Linked DNA regions of Homo sapiens: region 1 is linked to region 2. The links are chromatin loops, found by intact Hi-C in ENCODE. Cell type or tissue: PC-9. All regions are shown on one strand. Each heading gives the region's core, and the rest is flanking DNA. Links, peaks and the distances in the headings are about the cores only.

Region 1 (10,156 bases), core at 1,246-9,245, 340 kb before region 2:
GCCCTCCTCCTGCCAGCCCAGTCGTTCCTACTTTAAAAACACGGAATAAAATTAAGGAGAGCCAATAAATGAGTATAGGAGAGAAACTTGAAGTTTCTTGAAGCTCGAATGTCTGTTGGTGGCCTTCCAGGGCTGGGTGGAGATTTCATTCAGCATAACCTCTGCTCCAGAGTGTGGTACAGCATGGGCTTATCTCTCAAAACACATCCCCACTTCTATGTTTGGGGGACTAGCTCCCCTCTTCTCTTGCTGCTTTTCTTTCTTTTTTTTTTTTTGAGATGGAGTCTTGCTCTGTTGCCTAGGCTGGAGTGCAATGGCACAATCTTGGCTCACTGCAACCTGCGCCTCCCTGGTTCACGCCATTCTCTTGCCTCAGCCTCCCGAGTAGCTGGGACTACAGGCGCCCGCCACCACGCCCAGCTAATTTTTGTATTTTTAGTAGAGGTGGGGTTCGGCATGTTGGCCAGGCTGGCTCTTGCTGCTTTTCAAATCAATGTGGAGCCATTGCTTTCAGGGGGTTGGAAGAAGGCAGGCTTGGGGATTGAAGCCAAAGATAATCAACAGGACGCAGTATAGCATTAGATTAGTTAGGATGGGCCAGGCTATCCCACAGTAACAACACTCACACCTCAGTGGCTTAAACATGGCAAAGGGGGCCAGGCGCGGTGGCTCACGCCTGTAATCCTAGCACTTTGGGAGGCCGAGGCGGGCAGATCACGAGGTCAGGAGATCGAGACCATCCTGGCTAAAACGGTGAAATCCCGTCTCTACTAAAAATACAAAAAATTAGCCGGGCGTGGTAGCAGGCGCCTGTAGTCCCAGCTACTCAGGAGGCTGAGGCAGGAGAATGGCGTGAACCCAGGAGGCGGAGCTTGCAGTGAACCGAGATTGCGCCACTGCACTCCAGCCTGGGCGACAAAGCGAGACTCCGTCTCAAGAAAAAAAAAACATGGCAAATGTTAATTCTTGTTTACACTGCATGCCCATTGCAGATCAGCGGTGGGGGTGGAAGGGCAGGCCTCTACTCCACAACATCCTCACACAGAGACCCAGGTTGAGGGAGGCTTCCTCATTGTGTTTCTACAACTATTACAGAAGGACAGGGAATGTGGTAGTGATAAATGTCATCACTTCTGCTCACATCTCATTAGCCAAAGGGGATGAGGAAGATCATTCTTTCCACGTGTCCAAGGAAGAACTGTTGATCCTTGGTGACAGCATGAATGACAGAGATCTGCAGGCATACTGGGTCAGAAAGGGAGCTCTGGAATCAGAGTGCTCGCTTCCAGTCCCAGCTCTGTCACTTACTGTGTGACCTCAGGGGAGCAGTTAACCCTATTTGAGCTTCAGGCCCCTCATCTATAAAATGCATATAATAATAGTACTGATTTCATGACGCTGTTGGGAAAATGAAAGGGGGATTATATGAGTTAACGAACGTAAGCCACAGTGTTCTGCATGCATTCCTCAAAGATGGGCTCTGAGGAGCTATGAAATCATCACTGAGAAAGCCGGGCAGAGTGGCTCACGCCTGTAATCCCAGCACTTTGGGAGGCTGAGGCGGGAGGATCACCCGAGGTCGGGAGTTCGAGACCAGCCTGACCAACACGGAGAAACCCCGTCTCTACTAAAAATACAAAACTAGCCAGATGTGGTGGCGGGCACCTGTAATCCCAGCTACTTGGGAAGCTGAGGCAGGAGAATTGCTTGAACCCGGGAGGCAGAGGTTGCGGTGAGCTGAGATCACGCTATTGCACTCCAGCCTCAGAGACAGAGGTGCGAGACTCCATCTCAAAAAAAAAAAGAAATCATCACTGAGAAAACAAAAGATCATCACTGGGGAGGTCCTTGGAGAGTGTTGCCTCCAGCATTTCTCCAGTCTCTTCAGGTTATGGGCACTGGGGAGTCCTAGAGTCCTCTATGAAGCGTGCTGAAAAGTCATTGAAACTTAGCTTTGGAAACCAGAACAATGGTGTGAGTAATATAACACCATAACCATGAAGTTTCCAGAAACAAGAAGACTGTCAAACCAAATATGGTCATCCATTTTCCAATTCCCCATTCATTTGCGTTTCCCAGTTGTTCCTTCATTGTTTTTTTTGTTTTTTTGAGACGGAGTCTCGCTCTGTCGCCAGGCTGGAGTACAGTGGTACAATCTCAGCTCACTGCATCCTCTGCCTCCCGGGTTCAAGCAATTCTCCTGCCTCAGCCTCCCGAGTAGCTGGGACTACAGGAGCGCGCCACAACACCCAGCTAATTTTTTGTATTTTTTAGTAGAGAAGGGGTTTCACCATGTTGGCCAGGATGGTCTCGATCTCCTGACCTCGTGATCCCCCCACCTTGGCCTCCCAAAGTGCTAGGGTTACAGGTGTGAGCCACCACGCCCAGCCCTCATTCACTGTTTTATCTGTGAATCCTTGCTGGGAAACAGTAAGGATTGCTAACGGTTTAAGAAAATGCTACGGGAGAGAAACCTAATGTTGGAGCTATTCCCAGCCTGAGACTGCTCGATCTAGGACAAAGAACCTGGTCCAGCCACGGGCTCCCGGTGTTCTTCAGAAGCAGGATTTGAAAACTAGTCTCGTCCAGGACCAACCCTGGCATTTTCCTGAAAGGAAAACAAACCCAAAATGGAAAAGTGACTTGCTCAAGGTCACATGACTGGTCTAGGGCAGAAATAGGATTAGAACCTCCTACTACTGAGCTTTTCTTTTGCCCTCACATTCTTCGGTCCAAGCCCCGTAAGAGTGGGTCATGGATTCTAAGCCCAAACCTATGGAAACTGAGGAGGATCTTGATGCTTCTGGATTTTAGAGGCCAGTTTAGGACTGAAGTACTTAAAGGAAATCTGTCCCCACTTAATCCCTGGCCCAAGGTCATATCACTCAGGTGGAAGAGGGAGGGTGTTTCTTGATGAGGATGGGCTGATGAGAAAGAGCCAGAGCCTATAGAGAGGCCAACCCCGTCACTGTCTCCCAGAATGAGTGGGCAGTCACTACCAGATCTGAATCAGCATCCCTTGTTTCCCTCCTGAGTTCAGGCCTGAGGCTGCTCCTTCTTGCTGCTGAATACACTGCAGCCACCCCAGTGGAACTTGTCAAATGCCGACGTTTCCTTTCGACCAGCTCCATGTGTGCCCATGTCACCAACAAGGTGTTGGGCATCACTTTCAAATTCTCCTCCCCACCACATCCACCTAGTTCCCCCATTTCCACTGCTACTGCCCTGTCCTCCACATCAGGACTTGCCTACTTCTTTCTTTCTTTCTTTTTTTTTTTTTTTGAGACAGGGTCTCACTCTGTCTCCCAGGCTAAAGTGCAGTGGAGCAAACACAGCTCACTGCAGCCTCGACCTCCCAGGCTCACGTGGTCCTTCCACGTCAGCCTCCTTGGGTAGCTGGGACTACAGGAGTGTGCCACCGCGCCCAGCTAATCTTTTGTATTTTTTTTGTAAAGACGAGGTTTTGCATGTTTCCCAGGCTGGTCTCAAACTCCTGAGCTCAAGCAATCCACCTTCCTCAGCCTCCCAAAGTGTTGGGATTACAGGTGTGAGCCACCACACTGGGCCTGACTTTTCCTCCTCCTGGTTTCCATCCTCTCCAGCCCTACGCACTCCAGGCTAATTTTATAATCACACATGGCACCATTCTCAAAAACCTTCAGGGGCTCCCCATTGCCATGGTGAAATCTTTCTCGGCATCAAAGCAAAGTCACGTGATCTGACAGGTATAAATGTATTCTCAGCAAAAGGTTGAGTTTTGTCCTCAAAGATGTGGTCACTGGACCCCTTTTTTACATGACGAAACCAAATGAATTAGCTTTGCATTCAAGGCTCTTCACAGTGTGATCCTCTTGCCTGCCACAAGCCTACTGTGCCACATCTCTGCTCCAGCCAAACTGGAGCAAACTAGTCATTGCTGCCCTAATCATACCATGTGTACTCTTGCTCCAAACATGTTTTCTTTTTTTTTCTTTAAATTACTATTATAAAGAGAAGATGCCTCCAAACATTTTTTTTTTTTCCTTTTTTTGAGACGGAGTTTTGCTCGTTGCCCAGGTTGGAGTGCAAGGGCGCGATATCTCGGCTCACCGCAACCTCCACCTCCTGGGTTCAAGCGATTCTCCTGCCTCAGTCTCCCAAGTAGCTGGGATTACAGGCATGCGCCACCACCATGCCTGGCTAATTTTGTATTTTTAGTAGAGACGGGGTTTTTCCATGTTGCCCAGGATGGTCTCAAACTCCCGACCTCAGGTGATCTGCCCACCTCGGCCTCCAGAGTGCTGGGATTACAGGCATGAGCCACCGCACCTGGCTTACTTTTGATACAACTTTCCTGCTGCCTAGAATGCTAGAATGGCCTTCCCTCTTCTTCCAACTGGGTTGTGCCTTCTAGTGTCATCAAAGTTGACGTCCCACTGCAGCCTAGATCTTTTTTCAAGCATACTAGCCTCTGGTGCACCCTGCAGCACTTCTCATCTGAACCTCTCACTTGGCATTTGGCAAATTAAAGCTTGAATCTTATATACCTTGTTCTTTTATTCTTTTTTGCAGTAGGACATATGTTTTTTGTTCTTTGTGGTTTTTTTCTTTTGAGATGGAGTCTCACTCTGTCGCCTAGGCTGGAGTGCAGTGGCATGATCTTGGTTCACTGCAACCTCTGCATCCCCAGGTTCAGGAGATTCTCCTGCCTCAGCCTCCTGAGTAACTAGGATTATAGGTGCCCACCACCATGCCCAGCTAATTTTTTTTTTGAGACGGAGTCTTGCTCTATTGTCCAGGCTGGAGTGCAGTGGCACGATCTTGGCTCACTGCAACCTCTGCCTCCCAGGTTCAAGCGATTCTCCTGCCTCAGCCTCCCGAGTAGCTGGGATTATGGACACGCACCATCATGCCTGGCTAAATTTTGTATTTTTAGTAGAGACCAAGTTTCGCCATGTTGGCCAGGCTGGTCTCGAACTCCTGACCTCAAGCGATCTGCCTGCCTCGGCCTCACAAAGTGCTGGGTTTATAGGTTTGAGTCACTGTGCCTGGCCTGCCTGCAGTAGGACATATCTGACTGCTTACCAAAGCCTTGAAGAGCCGGGCGTGGTGGCTCATGCCCTGCACTTTGGGAGGCCGAGACGGGCGGATCACGAGTTCAGGAGATGGAGACCATCCTGGCTAACGTGGTGAAACCCCATCTCTACTAAAAATAAAATACAAAAAATTAGCTGGATGTGGTGGCGGGCGCCTATAGTCCCAAGCTACTCGGGAGGCTGAGGCAGGAGAATGGTGTGAACCCAGTAGGCAGAGCTTGCAGTGAGCGGAGATCGCGCCACTGCATGCCAGCCTGGGCGACAGAGCCAGACACCATCTCAAAAAAAACAAAAACAGAAACAAAAACAAAAAAAACCTTGAAGGAAGAGCCTGCTCAGGGCAGGCACATGATAATGGCAATTGGCTGATGGTAATGAAAGGAATTGGCAGTGGGAAGATCAGATGGGAGTGGTGTATTATCTGCTGCCATGTAACAAATTATGAGAAAACTTGTGTATCAGCTTGGGTCTGATCAAGAGAGAAACCTCACAGTAATTTAACAGGAAATTTTAATATGATTATTAAAACAGGGGATTGGAGTAACAAAGAATTGTTTAGTAAGGAGTTATGAGAACCCTATGGAATAATGAATAGCTGACATGAGGAGCAGCCCCTACCTCCCAAGATACAGCACCCAAGAAAGAGATACCCTCTCCCCACCCAGGGCTGAGATCCAGACCTTGTTGAGTAGAGCACAGCCCACAGCTCACTAGGTGGCAGAAAAGTCACTGTACTGTCATGCCAGTGGAACTTGCCAGAAATATGCCCTCTAGGATGCCAGGGAAAGCTCTTTCCCAAGGAGGTGTGGAACCAGAGACTTTCGACTACAGAACTAACTGAGTGGGGTGTGCAGGGGAAGCTGCTTCCCACTGGGTGCTGCTGGCCTTCATGTGCTGTGGGAGGCGGCACTGGAGTACCTGTGGGTGCTGCAGGAGCCTGATGCGGCAGAAGCCACATGCACGCAGGTGGTATGTGAGGCAGAAGTTGGAGGTATTCTGCTTACACTACAGCCCAAGGTGGACAGTGCCAGGAGAAGCTGCTAGCCACTGGGTGTTGCTGGTTACTCTGGGAACTGGGCACTGAAAGCTGTTTGCAGAGCAGGAGCCTGTCAATCAAGCACACTAGAACCAGGAAGCAAAAACCTCTTCCTCCCAAAATGTCTCTCCAGCTCCCTTCCTCTTAGTCATTTAAATATCAATAAACATATGTTACTTCTCACAGGAATTTGAGAGCATCTTGACTGGGTGGTTCTGGCTCAGTCAAGCTGTGGTTACAGTCACGCTTTTGCCAAGGACTGTTGTTATTTGAAGGCTTGACTGGGGCTGGAGGATCCCCTTCCAAGACAGCGCACTTATGGGACTGACAAGTTGGTGCCAGCTGTTGGCAGGAGGCCTCAGTCTTTCTACACGTGGGCATCTCCACAGGGGTGTTTGAGAGTCTTCATGACATAGCAGCTGGCTTCCCTTATAGTAAATCGTCCAGGAGAGAACAGAGCAGACGCTGCAATGCCTTTTCTGACCTCACCTCAGAAGTCATACACTGTCACTTCTGCCACATTCTATTCATTAGAAGTCAGTCTAGCCCCCATTCAAAGGAAGGCAGTTAGGCTCTACCTATTAAAGGGAAGAATATCAAGGAATGTGTGAGCATTTAAAAACCACTACAGGGACACTGTCAACAAAGACTAATTGGACACCTACTGTGTGCTCAGCAGCTAGATGCATCTGTATCCCCACAGAGACAATCCCTGCCAAGAAGAAGAGAAATTTTATAACCAGTAGTTGACACTCCATCCTTTCCCTCTGTCTTTTTTTCCAGCTGTTTAGCTTGTTTTCTCAACTACAGGCCTCTTTGACCCTCAGGCAATTCTATTTACAAAGAAACATCTCTTCTCATCTTCTCATTTAATTCTAAGGTTTCAGAGAAGAGGAGTGGCTTGAATTGGATCTCCAGAGAGGAGAGAGAAGAGCTCTCCAGGTTGGGATAGTTGGACTTTACAGGAAGGGAAACCAATCAGAGTTTCCCTCTGATGGGATTGTGATGGGGTAGGGTGCTGGTAGATGATTTTGGCCAGGCAGATGGCCAGTTACTTCTCTAACTGATTACCTGAAGGAGATGTATGAGAGACAGACACAAAGGGAACTCCAGCCCCACTGCATGGCTTCCAGTAGGACCTCAACACAGGGTTCTCAAGCAAAACTTGGCTGGAGTCCCCAGGTGTGTCTTAAAACTTAAAGCAGGGGCCGGGTACCTGTAATCCCAGTGCTTTGGGAGGACAGGCAGGGGGATCACTTGAGGCCAGGAGTTCCAGACCAACCTGGGCAACATAGCAAGACCCCCATTTCTTTTCTTTTCTTTTTTTTTTTGAGAAGGAGTTTCACTCTTGTTGCCCAGCCTGGAGTGCAACAGCGCGATCTGGGCTCACCGCAACCTCCGCCTCTCGTGTTCAAGCAATTCTCTTGTGTCTCAGCCTCCTGAGTAGCTGGGATTACAAGCGCCCACCACTACGCCTGGCTAATTTTTGGTATTTTTAGTAGAGACGGGGGTTTCACCATGTTGGCCAGGCTGGTCTCGAACCCCTGACCTGACCTCAGGTGATCCACCTGCCTTGGCCTCCCAAAGTGTTGGGATTACAGGCGTGAGCCACCATGCAAGACCCCCATTTCTTTTTTTGTTTTTTGTTTTTTGTTTTGAGACGGAGTCTCACTCTGTCACCCAGGCTGGAGTGGCACGATCTCGGCTCACTGCAAGCTCTGCCTCCCTGATTTCACGCCATTCTCCTGCCTCAGCCTCCGAGTAGCTGGCACTACAGGCGCCCGCCACAATGCCCAGCTAATTTTTTGTATTTTTAGTAGAGACGGGGTTTCACTGTATTAGCCAGGATGGTCTCGATCTCCTGACCTTGTGATCCGCCCACCTTGGGCTCCCAAAGTGCTGGGATTACAGGCATGAGCCACCACGCCCGGCCGAGATTGGTTTCATTTTTATGAAACAGGAATTTTTTTTATCATCATCAAATACAACCTTTATACATCTCTGATAATAATAAATGGCAAATGTGGTAGGCAGCCTTCTAAAACTATCCCAGTGACCCCCACTTCTTAAATATGTCCTGTTTAATTTGCTGCCCTTGAATCTGAGCTGGACCTAGTAATTTGCTTCTAATCTAGAATATGGCAAAGTGAGAGCATGTTCCTTTTTTCTTTTTTTTTTGAGATGGAGTCTCGCTCTGTCGACCAGGCTGAAGTGCAGTGGCACAATCTCAGCTCACTGCAACCTCCGCCTCCGAGGTTCAAGCAATTCTCCTGCCTCAGCCTCCCAAGTAGCTGGGATTACAGGTGCCTGCCACCATGCCCAGCTAATTTTTTTAAATTTTTAATAGAGACGAGGTTTTGCTATGTTGGCCAGGCTGGTCTCGAACTTCTGATCTCTGGTGATCCGCCTGCATCGGCCTCCCAAAGTGTTGGGATTACAGGCGTGAGCCACTGCGCCCGGGCCGCATGTTACTTTTGAAATTAAATTACAAAAGACTGTGATTCCTCTTGTTCCCATTCTCTCTTGCCCTTTCACATGCTCATGCTGATAAAGGCAGCTGCCAAGTTGTGAGCTTCCTTGTAGACAGGCCTACATGGTAAGGAACCCGGGAAGGACCCAGGCCAACAGACTCTGCAGAGCCAAAGTTGTCAATCCAACAGCTTGTAAGGACCCAAAACCTGCCAACAACCTCTCGAATAAGCCTGGAAGCAAATGCACCCCCCAGTGGAAACTGAAGATGACTGCAACCGCAGCCAGTGTGAGAAACTCAGAGCCAGACTACATGGCTAAGCTGTGATAGATTCCTGACACACAGAAACCATGAGATAAAAAATAATGAGTTAAGCCACTGATATGGTTTGGCTGTGTGTCCCCACCCAAACCTCCTGTCGAACTGTAATTCCCAATGTTGGGGGAGGGACCTGGTGGGAGGTGATTGGATCATGGGGGCAGATCCCCGCTTGCTGTTCTCATGAAAGTGACTGAGTTCTCAATGAGATCCGATGGTTTAAAAGTGTGCGACACTTCCCCCTCTGCTCTCTCTGCCATGGTAAGATGCGCCTGCTTCCCCTTTGCCTTCCGCCATGATTGTAAGTTTCCTGATGCCTCAGCCATGCTTCCTGTACAGGCTGTGGAAGTGTGAATCGACAAACCTCTTTTCTTCATAAATTACCATCTCAGGTAGTTCTTTATAGCAGTGTGAGAACAGACTAATACAGCCACTAAACTTTGGGGGAATTCGTTTATGCAAGAAGGTAATCAATACAACAGGTGATTGTTCCAAGGGTCCAGGCACTGGGTCAGTTCTCTTCTTCCACTCAAGGATGGGAAGAAGAATACTCAATGCTACATTCCAGTGTGAGCCTTTAATGACTGTGACTCCTCCCCACAAGTAACTATGGCCATCTGTGTGTCCTGGAACATGACATGGATTCCTTTGAGAGAAGCAGGAAGGGCATGGAGGGAGCTTCCCCCTCTACAACACCTGCTCCCCCTGAGCCCAAGAATAAACCAAAACCCCAGCCTGGGAGGCCCCCTTTCCTCTCCAATGTCTTCCTTTCCTCAAAATCCCCTTATTGCCCCCGAGTTGCTCAGTCATTGCCACCTTAGAATGTTCTTTCCCATGAGCTGGGCCAAGGAGTCCTACAGTCAAAACTAAGTGATGGCCAGGGACAGTGGCTCATGCCTGTAATCCCAGCACTTTGGGAGGCTGAGGTGGGCAGATTGCTTGAGCTCAGGAGTTTGAGAATAGCCTGGAAACATGGCAAAACCCCACCTCTACCAAAAAAAAAAAAAAAAGAAAAAAGAGAGAAAAATTAGCCAGGCATGATGGCACACGCCTGTAATCCCAGCTACTAGGGAGGCTGAGGTAGGAGGATGGGTTGAGCCAGGAGGTCGAGGCTGCGGTAAGCCATGATTGTGCCACTGCACTCTAGCTGGGGAGACAGAGTGAGATTCTGTCACAAACAAACAAACAAACAAACAAACAAAGTGATGCCTACTTTGGCCGGGCGTTGTGGCTCACGTCTGTAATCCCAGCACTTTG
Region 2 (10,156 bases), core at 1,112-9,111:
TGGAGCAAACCACGATGGCACATATTTACCTATGTAACAAACCTGCACATCCTGCACTTGTATCTCAGAACTTTAATTTAATTTTAAAAAAATATAAGAAATACTCATTTTTGTCTTAAAGCCAATAATGTGTTATCAGATTAGAAATTATTCTTGTTTGTGACTTTGCAGAACCCTTCCATCTGGCCTAATGATAGCATTATTATTTTTTAAAGAATGAAGCCCTTTCTTAAAAGCCTAGTTGACTAGGGATATCAAGTGGACACAGCTGACAGAACTTTGTACTAGAAAGGAGGGAGGATACAGAATGTCTCTTCAGGTACAGTACTAACTTATTTCAAATACCATAGATCTTGAAATGAATAAGCCACTTTGAAAATTCTGTTACCAACGCTTAACACTCTGCAGCTTAAGGAAGAGAGAAAGTTTTATAGCCCTGTTATGCATCAAATACCGTTTTTCTACCAGAGATCACAGCCTTGGCTTGCTGTTGTTTTCCTTTTCTCCATAATCAAGTGAATTTCCTTATGTGTAAAACCTTCTTTAATTTTAACAGAAATGGTGCTCTTAAGACATAATGGGTTAATGGAGCTGAGTTAAAATCCACTTGCCATCAGTTACTGCCCTGGTCTATGGGAGTTTTCCTAGTGTATTAAATTTGCTTCTTATATATTTTTTTTTATTTCTTCTTTTGCAAACATGTTTTGAAATATTTCAGACATACTGCTAGACAAAGAATAATAAACACCTCTGTTCATACTGTCCTGCTTGTGAGTTAAAACACTGGCAATAGAGCTAAAGCTTCTGGAGACCCTTCTCTCACATCTGCCCATCACTTTCAGTCATTGGTTTCAAATACTCTTTCTTTTTTTTTTTGAGATGGAGTCTCACTCTGTTGCCTAGGCTGGAATGCAGTGGCGCAATCTCGGCTCACTGCAACCTCCACCTCCTGAGGCTGGTCTAGAACTCCAGACCTCAAGTGATCTGCCCGCCTTGGCCTACCAAAATGTTGGGATTACAGGTGTGGCCACTGCACCCTGCCAAATATTCTCCCTCTCTCTCTTTTTTTTTTTTTTTGGAGACAGAGTCTCGCTCTGTCGCCCAGGCTGGAGTGCAATGGCGCAATCTCTGCTCACTGCAACCTCCACCTCCCGTGTTCAAGCGATTCTCCCTGCCTCAGCCTCCCGAGTAGCTGGGATTACAGGTGCACGTCATCACGCCCGGCTAATTTTTGTATTTTTAGTAGAGACAGGATTTTGCCATGTTGGCCAGCCTGGATGTTCTCTCATTTTTAAAAAGCAGTTTCACTTTAGACACCAAAAGCAAGTGTCCAATAAATGCTGAAGAAGAAAAATATTTTATTAGGTTATTTGCCCTTTCCTCTCTAACTTGAAAATACATTTTCTCAGGAAAAGGTAGAATCCTCAGATTTGTCCATAAACCAAGGGTCCCTTAAGAAATTTTCTTTGTGTTACAGTGAAAATGACTATTTTGACAACTTGGAAGATAAGGAGCTAGGCTAAGTCTTATTCTAGTCTATCCTGTCTGTCACCAGGAAGATTTCCTACCTTCCCAAAGGTTAGTGCTCCACTTCACCCCTATGTGGATTTATGTCTTTGAAAATTACTGCTCATGGCAGGTAGGTCCTGCAATTGGTCCTTTTATTTATCTTCAACTTTCTGGCCTGTGGAGGTTTTTTAGGAGTGCCTGGAGCACTTAGAACTGACTAGAATATCCCTCTTTTACTTTCCCTAGAAATATCCTGTTATGCTTAGTTTTTTTGTTTTTTTTTTTCTTTACCTGTTCATTCTGACTGACTTGCTTCTGTTAAAGATGACTTCGTCTAAAGAGTAATCTTAGGCTTAAGTTGTTCTTTTCTTCATTTGTTTTAGAAAGATTCAGGAGATTTATGATTTAAATTTTGACGTTGTGATCATTACAATTAAAACACATTTTAAACTAATAGTAAAAATATTTTCTACCTAAGAGAAACAGGGCTAAACCTATTACAAAGGATGGCTCACTGTGGAAATAACTGATTGTCATGATGTGGTGAGTTTTGCTTTACTCCGCTAATGTGGCTACGTGACGCTCCTTCTGGTCTTAACTGCCTGGACAAATCATAGTGGCCTTATAGTAGCTGGTACTGTTGGAAGACTGGCCTGTATTTCAGTGGATTTGCCAGCTTTTGAAGAACCCATGGTGATTTCTTCTGAGGTTTGCATGTTTTAACTTCCTTCATGCAAATGCTTTTAGTTACTAAGATTTTTATTTTATGTTGTGTGTTTTTCCATGGAGTATGGTCATTCTGTGTTTTGAGGGCAAGGCAGTGGGGTAAAGCTGAGTTGAAAAGCATAATATGGCTCATCTTTTCTTTTCTTTTTTTTTTTTTTTTCATTTTTTGCTGCTTTTATTTTACGAAAAAGCTAATTCAAATCTACATTAAACTAAGTTGAATACAAAGCCTTTGTGAAGAAGGCCTGGTAGTCTCATTTACAAAAATGGCCAGTGTCGTCTTTGGCCTTAAAATTTCAGGACGGGCACTTCAGATGGCTTCACATTTGCATGTTTCAGTGCTAGAGCATGGGAATAGACTTTGGCATCCACTGTAAGATGTTTTTCAGCTACGAGAGCATCGAGTCCCTGCAGCAGGTCATTCTTGGGTAACGAAATGACTTCCACAAATTCTCCATCCCCTGGCTTTGGCTTGGGCCTTACATTTTCTGCGTCATCTCCGTTAATGATTACTGTCACGATGTGTGTGGTACAGTTTGACAAACCTGGGTCCATATAGACCACTGGAGAACATTCAGCAGCGTCCCCTTTGTAGCCAGTTTCTTCCTCAAGCTCCCAAAGAGCAGCTGCTCCTGGGGTTTCACCATCTTCTATGAGTTCCCTGCAGGGAACTCTATGCAGTAGCCACCCATTGGTGGTCAGGACTGTTTCACCAGAACGATACACTCGTAGTGAAGCGTTCTCTGCAGCACAGGGATGACCGCTACATCATCACCAGTCTGTTCTTTCCTGGTTGTATGTTTCACTGAGTCCCAAGTTCCAGTTTTACCAATAGGAGCCATGTATGTTGTTTTTTCAAGTTTGACCCATTTTCCTTCTGAAATTAACTCCTCTGAAATAATATAGTGTTTCCATTCTGAGACAATTCAGTTGGTTCTTGGCTCTCCCTTTTCAAACTAGTCTTTACAGCCCTCAGGAGAGAAGTTCACCTCCAAAGTGTAGGGGTGACAAAGGGAAGAGGACAAAAGAACTACTGGAGGCAGCAGTGTCAGCATACGCCGGTGTCACGACTCAAGACATCGGCACCTCCCGAGGTGATGAAAGGATGTGCCATGGCTCATCTTTTCAAGTCAACTAGTATTTATCAAGCTGCTCTGTGGAAGGTGCTGGGGACAGGATGGTACCTGTCCTTAAAACCAGAATGATCAGACTCAGTGGAAAGAGAGTTACAAGAGTTACTTGAACAACTGTCTCTGATTATAAAATAAGATGGAGTGATAAATACACTAGAATAGAGTTATAGATAAGCTATTGAAAAAAATCCAAGAAGACTTCATGGCAGAGTTCTTGTTTGAATAGGACTTCAAAGTGTAAATAGGAATAGAAAAGGCTTGGAAGGACGGGAGAAGGGGGAGGTATTCTGGTTTATGAGTACATAAATAAGTACTTGGAAGCTTAGAAGTGCCTGGAATATCTGATGTGAGTTGAAGCATTGAGTGCATTAAAGAATAATAATTTGAGCCAGAGTCAAACTAGGCTTGATTCTTCAGGCCTGATATTGTTTCATGCCAGCAGAGGTGGGAGAGAGAGGGTTTCTCAGCTCATTGATGTAATGAGCCACTGTGACTAATGGAAATTGCGTATTCTTCAGGTAGGTTGGGGTGAAGTTCAGGTAGTTGAGAAATTCACAGCTCAGAGAGCCTGTCTTCCTTAGAGAGAGTATAAAAATTGACTCTCAGCCAGGCACGGTGGCTCACGCCTGTAATCCCAGCCCTTTGGGAGGCCGAGGCAGGCGGATCATGAGGACAGGAGATTGAGACCATTCTGGCTAACATGGTGAAACCCCGTCTCTACTAAAAATACAAAAAATTAGCCGGGTGTGGTGGCAGGCGCCTGTAGTCCCAGCTACTCTGGAGGCTGAGGCAGGAGAATGGCGTGAACCTGGGAGGTGGAACTTGCAGTGAGCCGAGATCGCGCCACTGCACCCCAGCCTGGGCGACAGAGCGAGAGACTCCGTCTCAAAAAAAAAAAAAAAAAAAAAAACAACTGACTCTCATTGTTAAGTAGTCAGAAAGAAGTCTCTTAAACAAGAGTACCAATATCAAAAGCTTCATTTTAGAGATTACTTTTGATGCATATATTGTAAAGCCACTTGTTTGAGATTTGAAGTAGTCAAGATTTTTCCCATATATGATTTACTTTATCTTGTGGTGGCTACCCAGTTAAATATATTCCTGAAGAGTGTTAATGTGAGGAAACTAAATTTTTTGAATTGAGTCATTTTAGATGAGCAAGAATTTTTTTTACTGATTTCTATTGTAATATAATTAATCTGATTATTTTAGAGCAAGACAGTATCCATCCCACCCCCATTCCTACTCTGTCCCATGAACATATGCTATAAGATTTTTTACTTGTCAACATCTTGAACTGAGAAGCCAGTATTAAAATCTTAACCTTTATAACACAATGATTTTTGCCATTTGCAGATGACAAAATTCCCTGTTATTCTTAATTTAGAAATAATGTGAGTGGACTTGTTTCTAGTTTGTTTTTGCTTGCTAAAGAACACAAGTTGTTTGGGTTTAGGGTGGGGTTTGGCGCACCTTTTCTGAAAGGGCCAGGTAGTTAATATTTTAGGCTTGGGAACCATATGGTAACTGTGCTTGTTGTAATTGGAAACACCTATAGACTGTACATAAATGAATGGGCATGGCTGTGTTCTAATAAAACTTTATATATAAAACAGGCAGAGCCTGGGGTTTGGTGACTCCAGCCTAGAATTTTCTTCCATTTAAGCTGATTTCATGTCTGAAAGAAAGTAAAAGACAGGATGTCAAATTACTGCATTAAGTTATTCCTATAACGTAGGCACCTGTGGCTTATAGAGACTGTTGTTTTTAAGTGCTGCTATGTTGCCTTTATATGTATAACCATAAGCAAAAATTTCTTTCATCCTGCTCTACCTTTTCCTCAAATATTTTGACTACCTGTCATGTACCAGATGTTAGGCTGGGGATAAATGGTGAAGAGGCAGAGTGGCCCCTGTCCTCGTAGAGCTGTAGACCAGTACAGGGGGCAGACAGTAAGCAAATAAAGTAATTCTAGGCTGTGATAAGCACTATGATGTTATCAAGCATGGTGCTGAGAGAGAATTGGGGGGTGGGGTGTTATGTATATAGAGTGTTGAGGGGAGGCCTCCCTTAGGAGGTGAAGTTGAAGCTGAGACCTGAAGCCAAGAGGATTTAGTCATGTGAAAAACCTGATGGGTCAGAAGACAGTCATCCTCCCCTTCTCCCTCCCTGGAATGTCAGTCAGTATAAACGTGGATAAACTGTTCACATTTTCAGAGGAAATATTAAAAGCTATTTTATAATATTTTTCCCCCTCTTTTTAACTTCCTTTTTAGGTAAGATTAAAAGCAATGAGAACAAACAAATTTTTGTCTTCTGGTTAACACATGCACATACATTCTGAGTATACATTGAAGTGTTAGCTACCAGGATAAAAGTTATGGCATTGTGGCCTATTATTTAGAGCCTTTGGGATGTGTGAAGTTTGTTAAGCATTGTTCATTTGCATTTTATAAGGTTGAAACCGCCTGTATTTGCGTTCTCATGGCGCTCCTAAAGGAACATGCGATGGGAGAGCGCCCTCTGCTGGCGACTCTCCCTCATAGTGCCTGCTATAGCCAGTGTGAGAGGCGAGGCTTCCCTTTCCAGAGGGTGTGCTCCAGTGGTCAGGCTTTGGGGTCTCACAGGCCTTCCACTGTCATATCACAAGCTCTTTAGGTCACGCTTGGGAGAATATTCATAAATAGACTTGTACATCCCTAGCTCCTGTCTTCTGCTGCTTTTTTCCTTATCTGTGGCCCTCTAATTATCAGTGCACTTTGCTGAACTGGTTACTGACACTGTGATGGCAGATGAAGAGGGCAGTGTAAACTGAGTGAAGCTCTTGTGTTTTCACCTGCTGTCTTTGGCAGCTAAGAACCAGCTAAAGTTGCCTCACTTTACTGATACATGCTGTTGACAGATGCATAAAATGAATATAAAGTGGATATGTGTTTGGTAGCATTTTGAATCTTTGTACAGGAGGAGCATGCCCTACGTGAAGTGATCATCCTGCAGGAGCCTTGACCTAGAGGGATTCACCGTGTTGGCTAGGTTTGGGGTGTTTCATTTTTGTTCTCGGTGTGTTCTGTTTGTTTGTTTTTGTTTTGTTTGTCATTGTTTGTTTTTCATTTTTATTTTGTCCCAACATTTTCCTTTATGGTCCACCATTAGATATTGATCAGTTGAAGCTCATTTTAAGACTCGTTGGAACCCCAGGGGCTGAGCTTTTGAAGAAAATCTCCTCAGAGTCTGTGAGTTGATGCTTTGTAATTATCTGCCCTGTTGGGAGCCTCTGCCACTTGCCTTCTACCAATCTGTACTTTGACCTGGGTGTGTTTGTAAGCACACATGCCCTTTGTGTGCTGACTTCCCGGATGAGTGAGGTATAAGACAGTGTGAGTGTGTGTGTGCGTGCACGCATGTGTGCCTGCTTGCATGCACAAGTGTGTTTTATTCTCTATCTGGGTACACACTAAGATCACGGGAGCCTCCATTAGACAATAGTATCCCAGTAAAGCAATGAGATTTGAGATTCTAATTCATTCCAAGAGATTAATGTAAACTTTGTGTCTCTGTCCTCAAGACCTGACTTTCTTCTTTCTCAGAAGTTTCACGTATGCTCTAGAGCTCTTTTCACTGTTTCTAGTGTTTGTTCTCAGAGCATGAGCTTCACCATGTATTTAGTTTAACTTAATCACTAAAAGAATAAAATGTACATTGTCTGCACACTGTTGCCCCTTCCCAGAAGTTATTTTTTATTGTTTTAGAATAGATACTCACATATCCTATGTAAAATGTTTGTTCCCAACAGAGGGACCTTTCTACCCAGTCCCTAGACCCCACTCAGAAGAAACAGCTTCACTCCTGATACCTCAGATACACAGGAATGTGGTTATAAATTTTCCTCCTATTGCCTTGTAATTATAAGTTAGATAACCTGAGACAGAGTTTGGAACTAGTGCTTTCTTGCTTCTAAGCAGGGACTTAGACAGAAGCCATGGGAATGTGAGTCTGGCTTACTTTTGCTATGATTTCCTGCTCTTGGTCATTTTCTTGGGCCAGAGGCATGAGAGAAGCCATGAAAGCCCAGCTTTTCTTTTTCCCTCGATCTGCTGCCAGGCAGTTGAACAAAAGAAAAAAAGAGCTATGGAGCCAAGCTCCAGTTATGCCTTCCTGGATTCTCCTCCCAACATTTATGACTGAAGGGGCCCTTTGCCTAGTTGGGAAGATGGCTGGGTAGCTTGAGGCAAGCATAAGCAGGTGAGTTGGAACCGTTCATCATCTTCCTGACAAAATAAAGAATACCGTCATCTGGTATGTATCCGGTACATTTCTTGAAAGGATCCCAAAGCCCAGTGTATTTCTGAACCTCCACTCTGAATTTGTTTCATTTACTTATTTAAGATAAAGAAGCAAAAGCCCAGAAGGGCAGTGACTTTTCCATGTCATGCACTGAATCACGTGGCAGAGCTGAGTATAGATCCCAGATGTTCTGATAACATGATCCAAACTATAATCCCATGTGATTACACACTATTTTGAAAGTCATTGTCAGTGTTACCACAATGTCAACCTAAAGAGGTATTTTTTTCTCCTTTATGATATGTAGAAGCTGAATTAGAGTGAATCAAAGATATCAGATGATGCTTAGAAAGAGCAGTACTTTTTTTTTAATGTTTTTGCTTAGAAACACTGTCTTACAGTAAGAGGACCTAAGGGCAGAGGGAGGAGCTCAATTAATAAATAGTGCTAATGAGACCAAGCAAATTCATTTCCTTCCTGAGAGTGTCTCCTAGCAGCCCTTTCTTAGTCTTCTCTTCCATCCCAACCATCTGCCCTATAGATACGTGCTATTAGTCATTTGGAATTGGATTAGGAATTCAAACCAAAGTCTAGGTAAAATAGTCAATAGTATTTATCTGTCATTAATCCATCACTTATTTTTAAGAAAGAAACAATGAGTGCACAGCCTAATAATGGAGGTCTCTCTGTGAAATGAGGCACATTATACATTTCAACAGCTCTACTGAAATTGAGTACCAGAATACAGAACTTAACTCAAATAATATTATATTGAGTATAAGAATAAGAAAGGTTTTTTTTTTTGGTTTGTTTCCTACATAATTGGGGTGAGTGGATAAAAGTAGTTTAAACATCCTAAGGGGTAGACAAGATTAATTTGATGTTCGTGACACGGCCCAAGTACCTGTTTATCTTAAAAGCGCATGATGTATGGGAACAGAATGGAAAAATAAGGCCAGGTGAGTAAAATTGTTCAGAGATTTTAAAAATTAAAAAAAGAAAAAAGACATTAGTGAAGGAGTGCAGTAAATAGCCAACAGCTGTTTTCATTCTCCTGAAAAGTAGTGAAGTAGTGATGGCAATAATTATGAAGAAATTGAATGCCGAGTAAGAGAATGCAGTAATGGATTTAGAACCTATTAGAATGAGCCATAGGAAAAGGTATAAATGGGTTGTGATGGAGGCCAAGGACAGAGAATTCATTTGGTTAATGTCCCAGTATCTATAATAATCAGTGAAAGAACAAGAAAATCATATTAAGAAAGCAAAAGCAGACTGGGCACAGTGGCTCACATTTGTCATCACAGCACTTTGGGAGGCTGAGGCAGGAGGATCACTCGAGGCCAGGAGTTTGAGGCTGCAGGGAGTGGTGATCATGCACTGCACTCCAGCCTGGGCAACAGAGCAAGACCTTGTCTTTAAAAATAAATAAACTAATTAATTAAATTAGATAAAAAAGCGAAGACCTGACTCATTCACATTTTCCTCCAGAAATAGAATCTTTCTAACTTCTTGACAGAAAGGGGATATAATAACCTCTTTGACTAAAGGAGACAAAGACAGAAAATGTGCAGGCCAGGTATCATTCACAGAAAGAAAGGGGAAGTGGAGGATTTTTACATTTTAAGACCCAACTGGTATTCTGCTATTGCTGGTTTACTTTGTGGCCCCTTTTTGTTATTTCCCTTGGCATGAAAAGTATCATTTGTTATGTGATTTGTTAAAGGTAACTCTAAATTCTGTTATCTGTACTCCTAACAAAATAAAGAATTCCATCATCTGGTATGGATCTGTTAACGTTTCTTAAAAGGACCGCAAATCAAAGTGTATTTCCTATCCCCTTTTGGAATTTACTGGCCTCTGTCTTTGGGCTTAGGGAGCGTAAAAGGCAGCGTGGAGCACATGGCTCTAGCTCCCTCCCTGTGGCCAGCCTTAAACAGATTACTGCTAAGTCATCTGACCACTAGGGAGTTCAGTTCAGAGGACGAGCTAAAGTAGAAAAATTATTTGGGAAAGCCATGAAGTAAAATTGCTTGGCCATGGTGCTTATTAAAGATGACACTTCACCTGAATGAGGGAATTAGTAGTTAACAAGAACAGGACTAGAAAAGGGGTTTATTGAATTACATTGAATATTTTTAAAATCTCATCACTTCTGCTCTTAGTAGGAACATGATAAACAGTTCTGACATTTTAGAAGAGGGTGAGTTGTATTAACATTGATGGAACAGTTAAAAGAGAGAAGTTGTAGTACAGCTTACATATGTGCCTATACATATAGAAAATCTCATAGTTCTGCCCTTATCAGATGCTTGCAGAGTATTCTGCAGACTTCCCTCCAGCTGTTTGTTAAATGAGGTTAGTCTGTTCGCTAGTTGAAGAGACTTGTGGAGGAAATCATGTGGCATGCTTTAACACTCTCAGCAGCCTGTGACTTCTGTTTTGCCTTTGCCATTAGCCTCTAACCTTCTCCTCTTCTCCTCTTTCTTCATTTACCATTTTGT

Evidence for each region. Hi-C counts contacts between places; a loop is a spot of excess contacts. Peaks named below come from ENCODE experiments on the same cell type or tissue, not always from the same donor. Only the 100,000 strongest peaks of a DNase experiment are listed, where the experiment ranks them.
Region 1: it touches region 2 in a loop (9-fold over the local background); 10 of 110 quality-filtered maps call a loop at or near these places.

Annotation. Positions count from the first base shown.
Region 1 is chr6:35,748,822-35,758,977 of GRCh38, forward strand. It overlaps ARMC12 (armadillo repeat containing 12), which reads left to right. Exons shown (of 6, transcript NM_001286574.2): 6 at 1-258. The coding sequence ends at 49. Among named protein-coding and RNA genes, the nearest start is that of ARMC12, 17 kb to the left of the region's middle. RefSeq lists an enhancer at 6,407-6,996. In PC-9, for the core only: CTCF peaks have their summits at 5,806 (motif pointing right) and 8,816; a DNase peak (open chromatin) is centred at 6,220.
Region 2 is chr6:36,089,466-36,099,621 of GRCh38, forward strand. MAPK14 (mitogen-activated protein kinase 14) reads left to right here. Exons shown (of 12, transcript NM_139012.3): 9 at 6,522-6,601. It also overlaps the pseudogene NUDT5P1. Among named protein-coding and RNA genes, the nearest start is that of MAPK13, 36 kb to the right of the region's middle. In PC-9, for the core only: CTCF peaks have their summits at 5,903 (motif pointing left) and 6,103; a DNase peak (open chromatin) is centred at 5,906; H3K27ac peaks cover 1,086 bases.